Regions from separate parts of the Homo sapiens genome. Here region 2 is linked to region 1. A link is an interaction called in ENCODE POLR2A ChIA-PET data of the cell type or tissue named here. Cell type or tissue: HepG2. All regions are shown on one strand. Links, peaks and the distances in the headings refer to the core of each region. The heading gives the core; the rest is flanking DNA. Region 1 overlaps ZRSR2 (zinc finger CCCH-type, RNA binding motif and serine/arginine rich 2). Region 2 overlaps CA5B (carbonic anhydrase 5B).

What was found. Peaks named below come from ENCODE experiments on the same cell type or tissue, not always from the same donor. Only the 100,000 strongest peaks of a DNase experiment are listed, where the experiment ranks them.
Region 2: POLR2A ChIA-PET joins it to region 1 with 8 read pairs; 12 of 35 experiments call an interaction of 5 or more read pairs at or near these places.

What each region holds. Positions count from the first base shown.
Region 1 is chrX:15,794,029-15,805,484 of GRCh38, reverse strand. ZRSR2 (zinc finger CCCH-type, RNA binding motif and serine/arginine rich 2) reads right to left here. Exons shown (of 11, transcript NM_005089.4): 3 at 5,532-5,613; 4 at 1,689-1,797; 5 at 1,288-1,374. Among named protein-coding and RNA genes, the nearest start is that of ZRSR2, 9.3 kb to the right of the region's middle. In HepG2, for the core only: no CTCF peak of the experiment used is centred there; no DNase peak of the experiment used is centred there.
Region 2 is chrX:15,738,786-15,750,241 of GRCh38, reverse strand. CA5B (carbonic anhydrase 5B) reads right to left here. Exons shown (of 8, transcript NM_007220.4): 2 at 77-271. The coding sequence starts at 218. It overlaps CA5BP1-CA5B (CA5BP1-CA5B readthrough), which reads right to left. Exons shown (of 12, transcript NR_160544.1): 5 at 77-271. Among named protein-coding and RNA genes, the nearest start is that of CA5B, 6.2 kb to the right of the region's middle. RefSeq lists an enhancer at 2,211-3,072. In HepG2, for the core only: no CTCF peak of the experiment used is centred there; DNase peaks (open chromatin) are centred at 4,881 and 5,801.

The DNA.
Region 1 (11,456 bases), core at 3,006-5,505:
CATACTGCTGATTCTTTTTTATAAGCTTAGAATCTATTTCATTTCCCTCATTTCTCCTTGAAGTCTCACAGATTTCCTCTGAAACAAAAGCATTCAAAAGAGGCCTTAGCTGTTACTGAATTCCTGAAAGACCTCAGTTGAGGAACACTCTACTGTTAAAATGGGAATTAATTCCTCTCTATAAAAAAATGACAAGTTCCAAACAATTTTTCTGCCCCCTAAAAACCTAGCATGAACTTGCCTCATCTGGAAAGAAGTGCTCAAATAAAGGTGTTTAAAATCTGCACTGAAATTAACTGATGGCCTAAGATACAAAAAACAAAGATCGTGGAGGCTGCTTCTGCCCCATATTGACTACAATGAAGACACATGCATTTTTCCCAATTATAAGGTGATTATCCAATTTTATGCTATTTAAATTTAGCTGTATTACAAAAAAGACAAATCCTGATGAATCAGTCAAGGGAAGATGAGCTGTGATACCTCTGAAATAAATATACTGTCAAGGAATAGCAGCAAAACATACCAAATCAATCCTTAAAAAAGAATCCTGGAAGATAGAGAAGATACATACACACATATGCCTCACAGATTTTTTTTTTTTTTTAAATAAGCAACTGTGTGTTAGCTACAATTATCTTCATAGCCTAAGTGGAAGAGGAAGTCAAGATTTAATACAAATAACAAAAACTGTTTCCTAGTTCCTCAATATTTGAGTTCCTGATTTCTTTAAATCCTCTAATTCTTGCTGACATGTCATAAGCAGTTCTCTTATGACCTAAATAAATGTGGAAACAAAACAAAGTATTATTCTCTAAAGAAGTCAACTCATATACAGCAGAACCTCAGAAGAACATAACTTGCTATAAAGCAAGGGCTAGCTGCCTGTTTTGTAAATAAAGCTTTCCTGGAACACAGCCATACCCATTCATCTACATATTATCGATGGCTGCTTTCAGGGTACACTGGCAGAGTTGGATGTTTGCCACAGAGACCAAACCATAAAGCCTAAAATATTTACCATCTGGCCCTTTACAACATTTGCCAATGCCCAGTATAAAGGGTAAATAGGGTAAAGCTGAAGAAAACTTTAAGGAATCTGCCACTGCACGGACCCGAAGAAGAGCATCAGAAGGGAACTCTGGTGTTATGTCTAAACTGAAATATGATTCTTTCCAAACAAACAATGAAATGACAAGAAAAAGAGAAAAAAAAAACCCAAACTCTGACATGCCTACTGATTATTCTTCAAACTCATCACACAGCACATCCCATGACAGGAATCACCTCTTTTTCTTTCTTCTCCTGTCGTTTCTGCTCCTCCTCTTCTCTCTCTTTCCTCTGCTGTTCTTCCCATTGTTCCTTTAACTTTCTCTTTAAAGGGGAAGAAAAAGTAACTTTGTTTCAGTCACTTTTTAAAAACATTTCACATACAGCGCACATAGATGAAAAACTTAAAACACTGGCAAACTGAATAAGATCAGTTTTTTGTTTTTTTTTTTTAAGTTCAAGATAGGCAACTCTTTTTTTTTTTTCTTTTTGAGATGGAGTTCCGCTCTTGCTGCCCAGGCTGGAGTGCAATGGCGTGATCTCAGCTCACTCCAACCTCCCAAGATAGGCAACTCTTCATGAGAGTTATTATGGTGAAGTAATCAGTTTGTTCACTAGTTACGTGATTCCTACCATACCTCTTGTTCTTCTTGCCGTTTTTTAGCCGCCTCTTCCTTTTCCTTCTTTATTCTGAATTCTTCTTGTGCCTTCTGCTCTCTTAGCAACCACTCCTCATGTAATCTTTGCCTATCAGTATAATGATGTAATCAGATAAAAGAAATGGGCATTAATCCACAAATACACACACACACGAGAGCAAAATGACACATTTTGGGACTGATTCAAATATCACGAAAGCTATTTTCTATTAAAGCAGTCAAGTGGGTGTAAGAGAACGAGAAGAGCAGAGCTTTTGGAAAAGCACCACGTGTCAGCAACTATCTTCCTAATGGGTAATAACTTAAAATCTCTCTTACATTTCATAGGTATATATGGCTGTGACATACTTTACAGAAAAAAGGACACTATGACTTTCCCTCTAGACTGATCACAGTGATGTTTAGGTGACAATAAAATGGGTAGCAAGTTTCAAAGCAGCATCTACCTTTTCATATTCAGAAAGCATTTCCCTTCCTATTCTATGCATTTATTTTTATTTATTTATTTATTTTGAGACAGAGTATTACTCTGTTGCCCAGGCTGGAGTGCAGTGGCATGATCTTGGCTCACTGCAACCTCTGCCTCCCGGGTTCAAGTGATTCTCCTGCCTCAGCCTCCCGAGTAGCTGGGATTACAGGTGCCCACCACCACGCAAGGCTAATTTTTGTATTTTTAGTACAGACAGCGTTTCATCATGTTGGCCAGGCTGGTCTCGAACTCCTGACCTCAAGTGATCCACCTGCCTCGGCCTCCCAAAGTGCTGGGATTACATGTGTGAGCCACTGCACCCAGCCCCTATTCTTAAAAGTAGCAATTCCATGATGGCAGCACGCTGAAAACCCAGTATCCTTTGCCATAAACCTTTGGACTACTACTACACACAGTTAAGAGACTCCTGTGGTTTGCCTCCAAACACCTAAACAGCCAAAAGAAGGAAAATAAAAGTACATTGTAATCATGTTTTTAAAATAAAGCTACAGGTTTTAAGAAATGGAGTTATAAAAATAAATTAGTGAGGGCCGGGCGCAATGGCTCGCACCTGTAATCCAGCACTTTGGGAGGCTGAGGCGGGCGGATCACCTGAGGTCAGGAATTTGAGACCAGGCTGGCCAACATGGTGAACCCCATCTCTACTAAAAATACAAAAATTAGCCAGGCGTGGTGGCAGCCGCCTATAATCCCAGCTACTTGGGAGGCTGAGGCAGGAGAATCGCTTGAATCTGGGAGGCGGAGTTTGCAATGAGCCGAGATCATGCCACTGCACTCCAGCCTGGGTGACAGAGCGAGACTTCGTCTCAAAAAATGAAAAAATAAAAATAAATTAGTGAGTGTCTAGTCTATTTTTTATATGACCAATTATAATGAGTGGTATTACCTTAAAGTGGCAAGTGTCTCAGACATCCAATATCACAAATTTCTAATATAAAGAGGGGGTTAGATTGCCAAAGTCTACCTGCCAATTAGGTGTGTAGAACCTCAAATTCATTCTTCCACTGAATTTATAAAAGGGAAATTAAATATGAGAAACTGTTCTATATTACTTCAGCAGTATTAGGAGTTCAGTAAAGTTTTATGTCTAGTCTGGGGACCTAACCACAATTTTAAATAAAATATATTACATTTCCAAATACAGATTCCAGGAACACATCTTTTAGCCATGGCAGAGGCTGGCACATTGCATCTATCAGTGTTCCTATGCCATGTGTGAGGGTACCATATAGATGTTTCAGTGGGCACAACTCTGATTTACAAATCTTTTGAAAAACATATAATTGTATATAAATGAACCAAATGATATATAAATTAAGACCACAAGAAAGTAAAATGTTAAAAATTTTAAAATTTAATAACTTGAATATACATCTGCTTTGAAATAGGACATAAAGTCATACAGTATTTTTACATAATTTTCTTGCTTTTCAATAATAGTATGCAACTCATAAAGAAATAAAGATCTAAGGAGCACAAAGATACATGTATGTGATTTAAAAGAAGCATTTCAAATAAACAGGAAAAAAATTACTCTCTTATTTCATACCGTATCTATTGTCTTCATCATAACAGAAATCTATAATAATAAGAACTAGAGCTATCACAGCACCTCTCATCTGCTGACACTGTGTTAAACACTATACATCCATCACCTCCTTTAATCTTCACAATTCTGTGAGGTGGATACTGTGATTGACTTTATCTCCATATTACAGACAAGGAAATAGAAGCTTAGAGACATTAAGAAATTTCGGCTGAGCGCGGTGGCTCACACCTGTAATCTCAGCACTTTGTGAGGCCGAGGCGGGCAGATCATGAGGTCAAGAGATCGAGACCATCCTGGCCAACATGGTGAAACCCCATCTCTACTAAAAGTACAAAAAAAAATTAACTGGGTGTGGCGGTGCGTGCCTGTAATCCCGGCTACTCGGGAGGCTGAGGCAGGAGAATCGTGTGAACCTGGGAGGTGGAGGTTGCGGTGAGCGGAGATCACACCACTGCACTCCAGCCTGGTGACAGAACGAGAGTCCGTCTCAAACAAAACAAAACAAAAACAAATTTTAAAAAAACATGTATCCCAAAAGAGAAAGGTGTGAGACTTGAGCAATCTACAAATAGGTAATAAAACATATAAAAAGATACTCTACCTAATTCAGAAATGTGCATTTGAAACAGTTTCATTATAGTTTTATAAACTGATAATGCCTAGTATGAGTGAAGGTATGGGGAGATGGGCCCCTACATTCACTGCCAGAAGGGCTGCAAACTGCAAACCAGGAAGCCCTTTCTACCTGGCCATCTACATTTTACATGGACTTATGATTTGATTCCAACAATCTCATTTTTAGTCATGTTCTTAAGGAAATAACTGGACAATTACCAAGGATATATAAGCATGGATGCTTACTGCAACTTTTTACATATGAGTGAAAAACCAATATAACCTGAAAGTCCATCAGTAGAGAACTATAAATTATAAATGAATAAACTATGAATAGCAAATAAATTATGCTACATCTGTACAGTGGGTACTGTATTGCCACTGAAATGGCTGAATTAGATCCCTGCATCAGTACTGAAATAAATGCACTATATATTTAGCAAGAAAGCAATTTATAGAAAAATATGTATAAATATCATGCCATTATAGAAAGACACACGTAAAGTACATTTACACTTTCTTTTTCTCTTTCTTAACAGTGGCTATCTTTGGGTGTGTTGCAATTATTAAAGTCTTTTCCCTTTTTACATTTGTTAATTTTTTTTGTTTTTTTTCTGTTTTCAAAAACAATTACAGGTCAGGCGCAGTGGCTCATGCCTATAATCCCAGCACTTTGGGAGGCTGAGGCAGGCGGATCACTTGATCACAAGAGATCAAGACCACCCTGGCCGACATGGTGAAACCCTGTCTCTACTAAAAATACAAAAATTAGCTGGGTGTGGTGGTGCACACCTGTTGTCCCAGCTACTCGGAAGGCTGAGGCAGGAGAATCGCTTGAACCCGGGAGGCGGAGATTGCAGTGAGCTGAGATCATGCCACTGCACTCCAGCCTGGCAACAGAGCGAGACTCCGTCTAAAAAAAAAAAAAAAAAAAAGAAAGAAAAAAAATTATAAATTAGCAAAAACAGAAGAAAAGTACTTCCATTTTTAAAAAAAATAACATCTAGTTTTAGCCCATCAACTACAGATTTAAATACTTTATACAGGATATTTTATAAGACCTATTTGGTACAAGATTTTATACAGAAGACTGGTACTGGTTAGTAAAGGTTGATAATATTCCAATAAAATAACTTCATTCACTTTAAGTGTTTCAATTAGCACTGACCTCTCTCTTTCCAATAGCTTCTCTTCTTCTAGTTGTTGTTCTTCAATAAAAGTGTCCTCCTCTTCCTCCTTCTGTGAGAGTCCTAGGGAATTTAAATGTTTTATTAAACTGAGTGCTGCAAATCCTTGGTCAAAAATTCAGGAAAAAAATACATGTAATCTTTAATGTATAAAATTATGGTAAAAATCTTTTTCTTAAACTTTCTAACAAAAAGGTCTCTGATCAACCTTCTTTGGTACAACACAAGCATCAAAAAGGACAATAGGGGTGGCAGATAGCACATTACATTTAAAAATTAATCAATGGTTCCACAATTATACTTAAAAAGGAAATTAGCTTGGCATGGTGGCAGGCACCTGTAATCCCAGCTACTCGGGAAGCTGAGGCAGGAGAATCACTTGAACCCAGGAGGTGGAGGTTTCAGTGAGCCAAGATCGTGCCATTGCACTACAGCCTGGGCGACAAGAGTGAAACTCCATCTCAAAAAAAAAAAAAAAAAAGGTGGTGGGGGTGTGGAAGGGAACATCCATCTTCACAGAAGAATGGTAACTAAAAAATGGAGAAAAACTTAAGTAGAAAAATCATCACTTTTGCAACCCCCACTGTAAAAATTTAGACAAAGACATTAAAAACATCGAATGAAAGCTTGCTAGGAAGAGTATATTCACACTATCTCAACATATCACCCCAGACATGAGGACTAATTAGAAAAGAAAAAATGCAATGCTTTCCAATGGAGCGATCTGGACACTTTTTTTTTTTTTTTTTGAGACGGGAGTCTTGCTCTGTCGCCAGGCTGGAGTGCAATGGCGCGATCTTGGCTCACTGCAACCTCCGCCTCCTGGGTTCAAGCGATTCTCCTGCCTCAGCTTCCCAAGTAGCTGGGACTACAGGCGCGCGCCACCATGCCCAGCTAATTTTTGTATTTTTAGTGGAGACGGGGTTTCACCACATTGGCCAGGATGGTCTCAATCTCCTGACCTCGTGATCCGCCTGCCTCGGCCTCCCAAAGTGCTGGGATTACAGGCATGAGCCAGCATGTCCGGCCCTGGGTGGGTAACACCTTAACCACAGTTAGCATCACCGGGAGTGCAACAACCTGATGTGAAAGGTCTCATGATGTATGCAATAAGAAGTTTACAACATCTGCTCTGTAATCCTTTGTTCTAAAGAGTGTTGTTACCTGAAGTTAATCATGAGAAGACAGAACAATCCAGAATACAGGGCATTCCACAAGATAACTGGCTTGAGTTTTTCAAAACAATCAATCCTGGTTTGGGGAAGTTTAAATATGGCCTGTATATGATACCATTGAATTACTTGCTCATGTACTCAGGTGCAAGTTTGGTATTGTGGTTCTGCGGGAGAATGTCCTTATTCTTAGGAGTTGCAAGCTGAAGAATTTAGGGGTGAGGTGCTGCTATCTGCAACTGCCATCCAAAAGGTTCAGAAAAAATGTTCTATGTATGTATCTCTTTAAATAGAGAAAAAGAAAGAAAGGCCAAACTTTAACAACTGGCAAATCTTGCTGAAGGGTTCATGGATATTTATTGTGCTCTTTTTTTCAACTTTCTGTAGATTAGAACATTTCCCAAATAAAAACATGAAAAAACAACTTTTAATAGAATAGACATTTACATCCTCTCCCATTCAAAATTTGGGAAAAAAATCAGTGAAAGTGGAAGAGAAATGGAAGACTGAAATAATCTTAAAGAAATGTTACAGATGTCAGGCTTAAAGAAAAAAGAGTCTGTTTGTCACATGTGTTGAGTACAGTTCTAACTGAAGGCTCATCCAGTCTTAGATAATTACAATAATTTACTTTTCTTAAGTAAGTAAACTTTATTATTTCAGCAGCTGGAATTAAAATGGGCAACAAATGTAGAATAAGTTCTCAATCATATAAAATAGTATCTAATTGTTCAGATAATTAAATGATCTAATGTACTTAAAGCGCCAGAGAACCTGGCACAGAGGATATGGCCTGACTACTTGCAGAGGTATGCCATAGATTAGACAGGGCATAGACACAGCTGACACTCACAAACACCTGTTGACTGACTCACTCAACTCCCCATCACCTCGAAACCAAGCTCATATACTCCACAGAAGTGATTGCTAACAGTTCTGGGTACAGCATTTTCCCCACGTGTACAATCGGACATATGCAATACATATACATACAATACAGCTGACCCTTGAACAACACAGGTTTGAACCACCTTGGTCTATTTAAATACAGATTTTTTTTCAGTAAACACACTGGAACATTTAGGGGATATTTGCAACAATTTGAAAAAAAAAATAGGTAAGTGGCATGGCCTAGAAACACTGAAAAAAATTAAGAAAAAGGTATGTCATGAATGCATAAAATATATGTACATACTAGTCTATTTTATCATTTGCTACCATAAATATAAATCTATTATAAAACGTTAATGCAGAGCTGGGCGTGGTGGCTCATGCCTGGAATCCCAGCACTTTGGGAGGCCAAGGCGGGCGGATCACCTGAGGTCAGGAGTTCGAGACCAGCCTGGCCAACATGGTGAACCCCATCTCTACTAAAAATACAAAAATTAGCCGGGCGTGGTGGCAGCCCCCCGTAATCCCAGCTACTCGGGAGGCTGAGGGAGGAGAATTGCTTGAACCCGGGAGGTGGAGGTTGCAGTGAGTCAAGATCGCGCCACTGCACTCCAGCCTGGGAAACAAGAGCAAAACACCGTCTCAAAAAAAAAAAAAAAAAAAGTTAATGCAGATACTGTTAAGCAATATTGTGCTGGCTTGAGCAGCACATATACAGATACTGTTACAATATAAGTTAAGTGTTTTATTGTTTCCTTGCTTAAAGCATTTGAAACAGGCCAGGGAGCGGTGGCTCATGCCTGTAATCCTAGCACTTTCGGAGGCCGAGGTGGACGGATTACTTGAGGTCAGGAGATCGAGACCAGCCTGGCCAACATGGCGAAACCCCATCTCTACTAAAAATAAAAAAATTAGCCAGGTGTGGTGGTGCACGCCTGTAATCCCAGCTACTCAGGAAGCTGAGGCAGGAGAATTGCTTGAAACTGGGAAGCAGAGGTTGCAGTGAGCCGAAATTGCACCACTGCACCCTAGCCTGGGCGACAGAGCGAGACTCTGTCTCAAAAAAAAAAAAAAAAAAAAAAAAAAACGATTTGAAACAAAATGATCTCTGACTTCATTCCATTCTAAGACAGAGAAGTTCGGTCTCAAACATTTTTCCTTGAATATTACTATAAAAGTTGTGCTACAACATAATCATTGACAACTTTTTTTAAAGTTAAAATTTATCAAAACTTATATTTATAGACCATATATGGCACATTCACAGTTGAGAAAAATGTAAACAAACATAAATATGCAGTATTAAATCATAACTGCATGAAATTAACTGTAGTACAAAACAAGGAAAAAAACGCATCCAATGAGGTACAGAAGGAAGAAAAAAATTAACTGTAGTACACACTGCACTACTGCAATAATTTCATAGCCACCTCCTGCTGCTATTGCAGTGAGCTCAAATACTATGAGTATTCACTTAAAACACCTTGTGACACTACTCATCTCTGCATGAGCAGTTCATCTCTTCAGTAAATTGTGTATGGCAGTAAGAAGTGATCTCTGGCGTATTTTTCACTGTGTTTACTACAAAATGGTAAACCTTGAATAACATCATGAGACTCACACAAAGTGCGACTAGCGATGCTGGAAGTGCTCTCAAGAAGCAGAGAAAAGTCATGATGGCCGGGCGCGGTGGTGCGTGTCTGTAATCCCAACTACTCTGGAGGCTGAGGCAGGAGAATTGCTTCAACCCGGGAGGCGGAGGTTGCAGTGAGCCGAGTTCATGCCACTGCACTCCAGCCTGGGCGACAGAGCAAGACTCCATCTCAAAAAAAAAAACAAAAAACAAAAAAGAAAATCACTGAGGAGAAAGGATATCTGCGTGAATAGGACGCCCAGCTACTTTTTGTATTTTTAGCAGAGACAGGGTTTCACCATGTTGGCCAGGCTGCCCTCGAAGTCCCGACCTCGTGATCCACCCGCCTTGGCCTCCCAAAGTGCTAGGACTCCAGGCGTGAGCCACTGCGCCTGGCCTGAACAGGTTTTTAATGCAGATGAAAGTATCCTATTCTAGAAAAACACCACAAAGGACATTTAGTAGGAAGAGAAGCAAGCAGCAGGATTGAAAACAAAAAGAGACAGGCTAACTCTACTGTTTCATGAAAACGTAGTGGGGTTTATGATCAGAACTGCCCTTATCTATAAAGCTGCTAACCCCCACCCCCAATCCTTGAAGGGAAAAGATCAGCACCAGCTGCCTGTCTTTTGGTTGTACAACTAGAAGGCCTGGACAATGGAAATCCTTTTTTCTGAATTGGTTCCACTGATGCTTTGTCCCTGAAGTCAGGAAGTACCTTGCCAATAAGGAACTGGATTTTAAAATTATTTTAATATTGGACAATGCCCCTGGCCACCCAGAACCCCATGAGTTCAACACTGAAGGTGTCAAAGTGGTCTACTTGCCCCCAAACACAATGTTTCTAATTCAGCCTCTAGACCAGGGGGTCGTAAGAACCTCTAAAGCTCATTACACGTGGTACTCTACGGAAAGGATTGTCAATGCTATGGGAGAGAACCCTAATACAGAGAGTATCAAGAAAGTGTGTAAAGATTATACCATTGAAGATGCTATTGTTGTTATAGAAAAAGCCATGAAAATCATCAAGCCCAAAACAAAGTCCTGCTGGAGAAAAAAATGTGTCCAGATATTGTGCATGGCATCATTGGACTTAAGACAGAGCCAATCAAGGAAATCGTGAAAGAGATTGTAAATATGGGGGGGGGGGAAAAGTGCAGGGGGGTCGGGGTGAAGGGTCTCAAGATATCTTGAAGAAATTCAAGAGCTAACAGACACACCAGAGTAGTTAACAAAAGCCAATTTGATGGGGATGAGTCCTTCCAAACCAGTGCAAGGTGATGAGGAAGAAAACTGAGGTGAAGCAGTGCCAGAAAACAAATTGACACTAGACAATCTGGCAGAAGGGCCAATTATTCAAGACTGCTTTTGACTTCTTTTATGGACCCTTCTATACTGAAAACTAATGCATTTAAACTAAAGCAAGTGGTGGAAGAATTGGTACTGTATAGAAACATTTTTAGAGAAATGAAAAAGCAAAAATGTCAGACAGAAATTATAATGTATTTCTGCAAAGTTACACCAAGTGCCGTCTACCCTCTTGCCTTCCCTTCTACCTCCTCCACCTCTTCCACCTCTGCCACCCAAGAGAGCAAGACCAAATCATCCTCTTCCTCCTCGGCCTACTCAACATTAAGACAAGGAGAATGAAGACCTTTATGATGAACCACTTCCATTTAATGAAGGGCAAATATATTTTCTCCTCCTCGGGATTTTCTTAGTAACATTCTTTTCTCTAGCTTACTTTATTATAAGAATATGGTATATAATACATATAACATACAAAGTATGTGTTAATCAACTGTTTATGTTATTGGTAAGGCTTAGAGTCAACAGCAGGCACTTAATAGTAAGTTTTGGGGGAGTGAAAAGTTATATGCAAATTTTCCACTGTGGGGAGGGGCGGGGGGCGGTCAGAGTCCCCTAACTCCCACATTGTTCAAGGATCAAATGTATATCCAATGGTATTATACAGGTTGAGCACCCCAAATCCAAAAATGAGAAATATTTTGAGTGACAACAATGCTCAAAGGAAATGCTCATTGGAGCATTTCGAATTTTGGATCTTTGGATTTGGGATGCTGAACTGGTAAATACAACGCAAGCATTTCAGATAAGGGATACTCAACCTGTACATGTAACTGTACACACAGAATCATGCTATAGTTTTGCAACTTGCTTTTAATATCTTAATTTCTGACGAGGTAGCT
Region 2 (11,456 bases), core at 4,655-7,154, 57 kb after region 1:
TTCTAAGAGATGAGATTTCACTCTGTCACTCAGGCTGGAGCCCTTTTTGTTCTCTTTAAGGAAGTGGTGTACTCACAGGCTCGGTTCCGGGTTTTGTAAGTACAAGTATAGAGGCTGCAGGGCCTCGCTGGCATGAATCTCGGAATCTGGAACTTTCTCCACAGCAATTTGCCTGGAGAGGCTTGAAGAATGACCCTCAGGCTGTTCATCACCACCATCTTTAGCTTGAAATCTTGATCAGTTCCCAGTTAAGTTGCAGGAACTTAATAATCTAGAGGGATGAGGGCAGAGGAGGGAAAGCTGTAAACAACAGAAACTTAAGATGATGGAGAAACCTCTAAGCAGGACAATATTCAGACTAGCAGTACACACCCTGAGGTGGAGGGAGGGAGGGCAGATGAGAGTCAACGGTTTATCCACTCTTGTTCCTCAAACTCATTGGTCCCCTCAGTGGAGGGCAGGGAGGGTCCTGAGGACTGACTCACATGCTTTGCCTTTCCCTCAGGGTTGGCGAATATTAGAAATCCAGAGAAAAGCTTCTCTTTATCCACAAGAATGAAAAACTGTTTACAGTACAGTTTCTTAAAAAAAAAAAAATTGCTCCAGGAAATCCCAATTAATTATCCAGCATGGTATTTACATGTACGAAGAACCCCAACATTAAAGCTCCCTCCAGGCTGACTAAAAACAAACATCTGCATCTAGATTGCATACAAAACAACAACAACAAAAAAACAAAAACAAAAACAAAACAAAAAACCCAAGATACATCCTGCCAAAATAGTCATGGACAGTTTTGAAATCTGAGCTTAAATATAATCTATGACTCTTTGCCAATTTTAGGTGTAACACAATGGCCCTTGAACATGGGAAAACAGACAAAGTTAATCCTGAATTCTCTCTCTACCTTTCACATGGTCACAGTCAAAGTCTCAGAAGATGAAGATGATGCTTTCCAAGGTATTCACTATGGTGTTCTGAAGTTATGGTAATATTAACTTTGAACACTTTCCCCACCACAATACTGCTTCATCCATTTTCCCTGAAAACTATCCCTATTCCATTCTGAAATTTTGAAAAAAAAAAAATCAATTCTTCTTGGTTACACATTCATTCCACTACAGATTTAGAAGTGTTTAGTCTGAGTACTTGAGACACATTCAAACAGATGTTCAGGACATCCTTTGTGCAACCATGACTGTGGTGTGGCTGCAAGGCCATGTGCTCTGGGCCTGCTAAGATCTCGGCCTCACATCCATTTGCACTCCTGCCTGCCCACCAGCTACGTGGGCTTCAGATCTTCCAACTCCTTTCTTTCCCTCCGACCTGTGCAGAGGCTCTTTTTTGTATTTTTCATAGAGATAGGGTTTTACCATGTTGGCCAGGCTGTTCTTGAATCCCTGATCTCAAGTGATCCTCCCACCTCAAGCCTCCCAAAGTGCTGGGATTACAGGTGTGAGCCACTGTGCCCGACCATCCCTGGCTAACTTTATTTTTTTTAGAGATGGGGGTTGGCGGGGGCGGGGGGGGGGGTTCTCACTATATTACCTGGGCTGGTCTCAAACTCCTGGACTCAAGCAATCCTCCTGCTTAATGGCCTCGCAAAGTGCTGGGATAACAGGTGTGAGCCACTGCATCTGGCCTGCTTATAGTTTTATGTGTGTGTTTGTGTATATACATTTTTGAACGGAGCATGTATGTCAAAATGCACCTTATTTAAGAGATGCAAATGTTTGACTCAGGATATCAAACATGGACTGGTAATCAACTTTCAAGGGATTATCTTGATGGTGCCTTGAGCTAAATAATAGTGATATAGGAGTTAAGAAGAAATTACTTAGGCAGATAGTGAGGATATGGGAGTCCTCAGTAAGGTTTTCCTTTTAATAAAAAGCAGCCCCCAAATCATTTTCTTTCCTAACAAAGAGCAGCCTGTAAAATTGAGCTGCAGACATAGACAAGCAAGCTGGAAGCTTGCACAGGTGAATGCTGGCAGTTGTGCCAATAGAAAAATACTACATAGGACTAGGCATGTTCCAAATGGCGGCTTCATCTTCCCTTTGCCAGCTAAGTGTACAGTAAGGAGCAGACAAGATGGCACTGGCCAAGTAGAAAGCCCCTTTGCAAAATAAGATTAGGGTGGGGCGACCAGCCTTCCTGCGTGCTATGTAAATGTCACACCTGGTCGAACCAATCTGTGGCCCCTATGTAAATCAGACACCGCCTCCTCAAGCCTGCCTATAAAATCTGCTGCAGTCCGCCACTTGTCCCATTTTTGGACGCCTCTCTTGCAAGAGAGAGAGCTGCTCTCCTCTCGCAAGAGAAAGAGCTGCTCTCCTCTCTCCTTTCTTCTGCCTATTAAACTTTCCTCTCCTGAACTCCACGTGTGTGTCCCTGTCGTTAATCTTCTCCGTGTGAGACACCGAACCCAGGGTATTTACCCCAGAAAACAAAGCCGCGTCATTAGCACCCTGTTTTCAAATAACTTCCTTAACTGAATTAACTGAGCAGACTTAAAGAACAATAGGCCATTGGCAACTTCAATTTAGAATCTCACTCTGCTTTGTTTTTCTTAACAAAGAAAAACTTTATTATGGAAAACTTAAATTTTATACAAGTATAGTGAGAACACTATAATAAAACCACCCATGTACCCAATATTCCATTTCAACAATTGTCTGTTCATGGCCAATCAAGTTTTATTTATACATCTTCTACCCCCCCTCCTGCCATTTTTCCTCCCCAGCTTATTTTGAAGCAAATTCCCAGACATCCTATCAACTTATCCCTCATTGTATTTTTGAAATCAAAGGACACTTTGATCTCATCTCCTCCTCAAACAATCAGCAGCAAGCCTAGCCACCTCCACCCATTCCCCTAAACTGCCTTTGAAAAACCCGTAACCTATGAGCTTTGGAGGAGATTATTTCAGTACTAATTCCATCTCCCACATGGTGTGGCCAGCCTCGTGTCTACTTAAACTCTTTCTTTACTACAATGCTGAAACCGCCTTTGCAAAATTATAACTGAGGAAATTATGACAGTGAATAAAATCAGACCTAATCAACTCCATCTTGCTTCTAACCTTTAGGCTGTCTTTGTTCATTCCTGGACATAGGCTGAACTAACTTTGGGAAAGAATTCAGTTCATGGTGTGACTCTGAAACAAAATTGATAGCAGCCCTTTCCCAAAAAGACCCCCTTCTTGCCTGGGGACGAGTCTGCCTCTGCAGGACTAACAACTTAGCTAGTGGTTAGAAATTATAGTTTAGGGGTTGTGCAGCCTCTGGCTCAGAGTCTGAACCTCCCCAAATTGCTCCTTGGGATAACATCACTATTGTAAAACCTAAGATCAGCGCTTGAGATATTTTGCAGACCCTGCACTTGATGGATCAGCTGACACCACCCAGACCCGTAATCTGGCTCAACCAGTTCTGCCATCCTACCCAGGAACAAAAGACAGCAAGAAAACCTCACTTCAACCCCCTATGATTCCATCTCCAACCTGAGCAATCAGCACTCCCCACTTCTCAAGCCCTTACCCGCGAAATTATCTTTAAAAACTGATCCCTGGATGCTCGGGGAGACTGATTTAATAATAAAACTCTGGTCTCCCACACAGTTGGCTCTATGTGAATTACTCTTTCTCCATTGCAATTCCCCTGTCTTGGTAAATCGATTCTGTCCAGGCAGCGGGCAATGTGAACCCACTGGGCGGTTACAATGCCCCGTGGTCTTTCTTTGTGCAGCAGGCAGGAAGAATCCCTTGAGTGGTTACAATAATATGAACTGAAATGGTTAAGATTAATGCTTAAAGTACACCCTTAAATTTATGCAAGAATCTAGAACCCAAGGAGCAGGAAAAATAGTTGCTCAGTTACACTATACAAGAAGTTTGGCCAGGTGCAGTGGCTCACGCCTGTAACCCCAGCACTTTGGGAAGCTGAGGCTGGTGGATCATGAGGTCAGGAGATCGAGACCATCCTGGCCAACATGGCGAAACCCCATCTCTACTAAAAATACAAAAAATTAGCCGGGCGTGGTGGCGTGCACCTGTAGTCCCAGCTACTCAGGAGGCTGAGGCAAGAGAATCGCTTGAACCCGGGAGGTGTAGGTTGCAGTGAGCCGAGATCATGCCACTGCACCACTGCACTCCAGCCTGAGTGACAGAGTGACAGAGCGAGACTCCGTCTCAAAAAAAAAAAAAAAAAAAAAAAAAGAAGTTGACGCTTTCTGTGGCTTCAAATGGTGCAAGCTATGAAAGCTCTTTGAAAAAGCTGCTAAGTGTTATATAAATACAAGTTATTATTACTCAAATTGATTTTGTTAAAATGCTACCCATCATATAAATGCAAAAAGCTATGAAAATAGTCATTTTGGACGACTTTTAGTATCATTTTTTTGTTTTCTTTTAAAGTCAATAAATATCCCCAAACAAACAACTGCAACTAATCAGGATTCCCTCTGATAAAACTGATTTGACATTAAAATGAAATTTCAAAACCTTCTAAAAGATATGGGGAAAGCTTGCCTTAACTGTTCTTCCTTTCCATTGATTTCCAGTCCTGAACTGAAGGAACAGTGAGTGATTATCTCATGTCGAGCACTGTGCTGTGTAAAGATGAAAAGATCATGCTCTTTCCCCACTCCCACAAGCTTGCAATCTACAAAGAAAAACTATTTAAACAAATACTTCTTTTTTTGTTACCTTTTAAAAATTGTGATAAAACATATATAATAGTTATCATTTTAACCAGCTGTAAATGTACAAATTCAGTGGCATTAAATACATTCATAATGTTGTGCAACCATCACCACCATCTGCACCCAAAACTATTTCATCATCCCCAACATAAACTATGTACTCACTAAACAATAACTCCTCCTCTATCCCTTAGCCCCTGGCAATCTCGCTTTTACTTTGTCTCTGTGTATTTATTTGCCTATTCTAGATACCCCACGTAAGTGGGATCGTACGGTATTTGTCCTTCTGTGACTGGCTTATTTTACTTAGTATAATTAAACAGATTTTTCTTTTCTTTTCTTTTCTTTTCTTTTTTTTTTTTTTTTTTTGAGACAGAGTCACGCTCTGTCACCCAGGCTGGAGTGCAGTGGTGCGATCTCGGCTCACTGCAACCTCCGCCTCCCAGCTTCAAGCAATTCTCCTGCCTCAGCCTCCAGAGTAGCTGGGAATACAGGCACCCACCACCATGCCCGGCTAATTTCTGTATTTTTAGTAGAGACGGGGTTTCACCATGTTGGCCAGGCTGGTCTCGAACTCCTGACCTCAGGTGATCTGCCCACCTTGGCCCCTAAAGTGCTGGGATTACAGGCATGAGCCACCGTGCCTGGCCATAAACAGAAATTTCTTAATCAAAGCTGGACACAATGACGGCCTTGATTTAGTGCAATGGGAATATGTGGCGCAGGGGCTCTAAGTTTCAGGAAAGGGTGGCATCTGAAAAATGTATTGTAGGAGAGAGACAATTTAACAGGGAGGCAAAGGCAGAGGGATGGACAGGGGAACCTTCCGCGATGATGAGGAGGTGGCAGGGGATGATGAGGCCCCAATGCTGAAGAGAACAATTGGAGTCAAAATGGGAAGAACTTTAGGTTTACTCAATAAACAATTCCAGTATCAGGGGGATGTGGGCAAACAAGTGGAAAAGGCCTCCTTTCTTGCTCACAATCGAGTTAGAATGAGACATAGTAATTTTTGGGAAGATGATGGCAAGTACAATGCAAAGTCAACAGAAAGGATGTGTGGGCTCTGCCTTCAAAGGGAAGCTTGTGATAAGACAAGGCCAAGGGCATGGCCGCCAGCCAGGAGAGCTGTACAAACAGATGAGTGAACACACATGAGGCCAAGGCACAGGGCCCTGCACAAGAGGCTGTTGGTCGGGGGTGGGTCTGAGGCCTGTTAGCATGGCATTCAGAGACATCTGGGAAATGACCCTTGACTCTGCTCCACAGAGAGCCATCCGGAAAGCACTGAGGCATGGCAGGCTGGGGCTGACGGCCAGGGCCATGGTCATGCCTTGAGGACTGCCCTCCATTCTGCAATCACACTGTCTGCATGACACCAAGGCTGGAGGCCAATGACGCCTGGCCTAGAGGAAGTTTCTCCTGTACATCCAGACTGACTCTCTAGGGCTAGGGGGCAGGAGGGCTCCAGAGGGCCTGACTTCATCCTCACCTTCACCCTCTCAGTCATTCTCCTCCACACTCAGTGGTAGATTGCTTGTAGTGGTCCAAAAGTCTGGACCTCTATCTGTGCCCCAGAATGGTGCTGATCTCACTGTAGGGGACCCTGACTCTGAAGATTTTCTTTTTCTCCTTTAGACAAAACAAAAACAAAACCCCACAAACCTCAAACCTGTTTTTCTGAAAGAAAGCCAAGAGTATTTCTGAACTTCCCATCATTCCAAGTCTGCTATTAATATTTGTCAATGCACTGGCCAAGCAGATGCCCAGGGGATGCAGCAGGAGGTGGGGCTAGATGAGGATTTGAGATTAATTTGGGGAATATGAACTTCCAAGAGACTGGAAGCCTTTTGGATATTATTCCATGGGTACAGGAGAAAGCAGTGATGGTTTCTGATGACTCTGACAATGGAGTACGGGATGGATGGGAGTGAGTGGAGCCAGGAAAGTCAGTGAGGAGGTGATTCCTTTAACCAACCTTCATTCAGTCTATCACTCTTTTATTCTTTTTGTCATTAAGATATCAATTGAACATCTATTAAGTATGAAACATGGTTCTAGGTTCATTGGGGAACAGAACAAAGCCCTTACCCTTATGGAGCTCACATTTTAGTAGGGGATACAGGTAATAAACAACAAATGTAATAAACAAGTCAGTTGTAGAGACAATTTGAATATGTCTAGTAAAAAGTGGAGCAGGGTAAGATGAATTTGGAGTGCCACTTGAGAGAGGGTATTATATTTTTAAATATATTGTTCACAGGAGGCCTCGCTGAGAAGATAAAATTTGAGCAAAGGATTGGAGGAGGTAGGGAATTAGTTACATGGCTATCTAAAGGAAGGACATTTCAGGCGTGGGGAACTGCCTGGGCAAAGATCCTGAAGTGGGCGTATGTCTGGCATATTCAAGGGATAGTAAGGAGGCCAATATGGCAGGAGTAGAGTGAACCAGGAGGAAGGCAGTAGGAGATGAGGTTCACAGGTAATGGATGACAGATCAAGACTTCTGGGCTACTGCAAGGGTTCTTTCTCTAAGTTAGGGTTTCTCAGTCTTGGCACTGTTGACATTTTTGATCAGATGACTCTTGGTTGTGGGGGAATGCTGTGTGCATTGTAGGGTGTTTAGGAGCATCGGTACTGGCTAGCATCCAATAGATGCCAGTTCCACCCTATACCAGAGTTGTTACAACAAAAAATATCTACAGATATTGCCAGATGTCCCCTGCGGGAGGGGAATAGGGTTACCACAGGTTGAAAATCACTGCTCTAAGTAAAAAGGGGAGACAGTGGAGGTTTCCGAGCAGAGCAGTAACATTTTACATTTACATACAGTAATTTACATTTTTAAAAGATCACTCAGGCTGGGCGTGTTGCCTCATGCGTGTAATTCCAGCACTTCGGGAGGCCGAGGCGGGAGGAGAGGATCACTGGAGGTCAGGAGTTCGTGACCAGTCTGGCCAACATGGTGAAACCACGACTCTACTAAAAATACAAAAATTAGCCAGGTATGGTGATGCACGTCTGTAATCCCAGCTACTCGGGAGGCTGAGGCAGGAGAATTGCTTGAACCCAGGAGGTGGAGGTTGTAGTGAGCTGAGATTGCGCCACCGCACTCCAGCCTGGCATCAGAGTGACAGAGCGAGACTCCGTCTCAAAAAAAACCCAAAAAAACAGAAAAACATCACAGCATGTCCTGTTGAAAATTGCCTTGGGGAGTAGAAACAGGGAGGAACAGGAAAGAAGCAGGAAGTAGGAAAGAAGTAGGAAAACCCTTTAGGGATAATCCAAGGCTTGAACTAATCCAGAGATGTCACAGTGGAGGTGGTAAGAAGTGGTTGAATTTTGATATATCTTGAATATACAGCCCATAAGATGTGAAAGAAAGGAGTTAAGGATTACTGGAAGATTCTTGGTCTACACAACTGGAAAGATAAAGTTACCACAAACTGAGATAGGGGAGACAGTGGGAGAAACAGGTTTTGGGTGGGAAATAAGTAGCTCAGGTTTAAGCATGTGGAGTTTGAAGTGAAACTCCAATAATCTGAGTAAGAGAATATGAAGCACTGAACTGGGCAGTGACAGTATAGTTGGACAGGGTACTTGGTATTCAAAGATAGCCATTGTGATTTTTAAAATGTAGGGTCTGTCACTCAGTTAAAGGAGAATAAAAGGAAGAAGTGGAGGAAGATCTCATTTAATGGCTGGAGTGATGCTAGCAGTAAGACGAGGATGAATCCCTGTACAGAAAAATAGAATTTGTTAGGCCGGGCACAGTGGCTCACATCTGTAATCCCAGCACTTTGGGAGGCCGAGGCGGGTGGATCAAGAGGTCAGGAGTTCCAGACCAGCCTGGCCAAGATGGTGAAACCTCGTCTAGAGATTTTTGTCTAAAAATACAAAAATGAGCCAGGCGTGGTGGCGGGCGCCTGTACTCGGGAGGCTGAGGCAGAGAATTGCTTGAACCCAGGAGGCAGAGGTTGCAGTGAGCTGAGATCGTGCCACTGCACTCCAGCCTGGGCGACACAGCAAGACACTGTCTCAAAAAAAAACAAACAAACAAAATCCCCCACAAACCTGTCATGAGAAACAGGGAAGGGAAAGATGATGGCAGGTCATACCTCTAATCAAATGGGATTTTTTTTTTTTTTTTTTTTTGAGACAGGGTCTCCGGGTCAGGTGCAGAGGCTCACGCCTGTAATCCCAGCACTTTAGGAGGCCGAGGAGGGTGGATCACTTGATGGCAGGAGTCCCAGACCAGCCTGGCCAACATAGCAAAACCCCATCTCCACTAAAAGTACAAAAATTAGCCGTGCATGGTGGTGCAAGCCTATAAGCCCAGCTACTCGGGAGGCTGAGGCAGGAGAATCACTTGAACCCAGGAGGCGGAGGTTGCAGTGAGCCGAGATTGTGCCGCTGCACTCCAGCCTAGGTGACAGGGCGAGACTCCGTCTCAAAAAAAAAAGAAAAAGAAAAACAGAACGAGATGGGGTCTCTGTCACCCACGCTGGAGTGCAGTGGCACGATCTTGGCTCACTGTACCCTCCGCCTCCCACGCTCAAGTGATTATCCCACCTCAGCCTCCCAAGTAGCTGGGACCACAGGCGTACCACCACGTCCAGCTAATTTTTGTATTTTTGGTAGAGACGGGGTTTCGCCATGTTGTCCAGGCTGGTCTCGAACTCCTGGCCTCAAACGATCCACCCGCCTCAGCCTCCCAAAGTGCTGGGATTACAGGCGTACAGGCGTGAGCCATGGCGCCCAGCCCTCTAATCATATTGGATTTAAGGTGTCAATGGGATAGCTGAGAGGAAAGGTCTAGGAGAGAGTTGGCAACACAGCTCTGGTGCTCAGGAGCAGTCAGGAAGCTACAGATAGAAAGAGAATCCCCTCCTCCCAGCAGTTACAGGTATATCAAGGGAGACTCACAAAAAGGAGCCATGAAGGATGCTGAGACTGAGAACGGTCAAAGGCAATCAAGGAAGGCGCAGAGCTTGGAAGATCCAGGTGAGGAGGTTCCAGGAAAATCCAAGTAAACAGAAATTCAATTTAGCTAATGCTTGATTGCAATACCTATAACAATACATGAGGTTATTTTTGTTCAGGCCTAAGGTCTATCCTCTCTGTTAAATTAGAAGTTATAGTTTTTTAAGAGTTGGTTATTTAAACTTACTCACTGCATTCATAAAACCCAAGTTTGTGAAACCAAAAATAATGTTTAACCAGCAAACACAGCACATATCAACTAATACCATACATTACTGTATTTCAGGGAGAATCTGTCCGTACATAAGTTTGTCCATAAAGATGGGTCCCTGGGCTCGATGGACTACAGGGGAGCTTTCTGTGTTATATACTCTTTGCCATCACTGATGATTTATGTATATCCTTGGATTTTGCTAACCTGCCCCTTAGCTGTTTTCCAGACTTAGAAATGCGTGGAAACAAAGATTTTGAAAGCCCTCAATGAGTCATTCATAAATCTTGTATTTATTAAATGACAAGCAGCTTGAACTCTGCCTGATTAAGCCATTCATATGTAGGCAAAACAGACAGAAAAAAAAGAATGTACTCTGACTAAAGGTTACAATTACATTGGAAAAAAATTCCTTCATTTTCAACAGATGGACCCTTCCTTTGATCACCACCTGATTTCAAAAGGCAACAAGCCTTTTTGCAATTCCCTGAAATCTAAATTAGAGATTATGCTGCGATATCTTGACTGAGAAAGCTCAGCTTCCCCCTCTCACCCACTTCTTCCCTGGGAGCATGATCCCAATGTGTGGTAGCCAAAGGTTTCAGAATATGTTTCTAATAACTGCTCTTTGTGCTGCAATTAATTGCCCAGTGCCACCAATCAGATGAAATGCATTTTCCCCTTTCCGTCAAATTTCCCAAATATTCATATTCATTCATTCACTCACAATTCACTCAACCTTTACTGCGTTCCAATTGTGAGTGGTTGCAGCTTTTTGCCTGGCTCCAGGGAGAAGAGGGCAGGTGTGTACAGGCACAGAGAACGGTGCCCTTGCTGCTTTTGGCATTTCAGTGAATTCCAACCCTGATGCTGAGGTTAAAAAAAAAAAAAAACCTCAGTAAAAAATATTCCTAGAAAGCTTTACGGTTTTCCACTTCCAACATACCCAAGAAGAGTGGCCACTCCTGAGAGATGTGCAGGGACAATTCAAGGGTATGCTCTGGGGCAGCTTCTCTCACCACAGAAATAGCACTACTTGTCTCCATACTCTAGCAAGACTTTTAAACAGCAGAGTGATGGCCAGATTATCAGTAAAGGAAGAATGGGAAGCAGAAAGCAACGCGGTTTTCAGTGGCTAGGAGAGAACAAGTTCTTTTCAAACTAAGTTGTACACATCAACTCCCCTTATCTCTCAAACTTTCCCAGCGAAAATACACAGGAGGGAAGGGCACTGACATCAATATTAACCAATTGCCACAAGCCTCGGGGCAGAAGCATTTAACATTGAATGCCACAAGAATCACGAAAACCAACAAGGTTTGTATTTGGAGGTTCCTCTCCTTCAGCTTTAGGGCTGAGCACAAAACAAAAAGGCCAGAAGAAAGAACTGCAGGGTGAAGAAAGCTCAGATTTGCCCGCATGGCACAGTTGTGATGCTGATACCCTGTCTTGGGGGTGAGTGGCTGTGAGTCTCTCCACAGCCCCTAGCATAGTGGGTGGTGCGGATACAATGCAGATCTGAGGGAGTTCCAGTTTACTGAGCCTCGGTTTCTGGAAC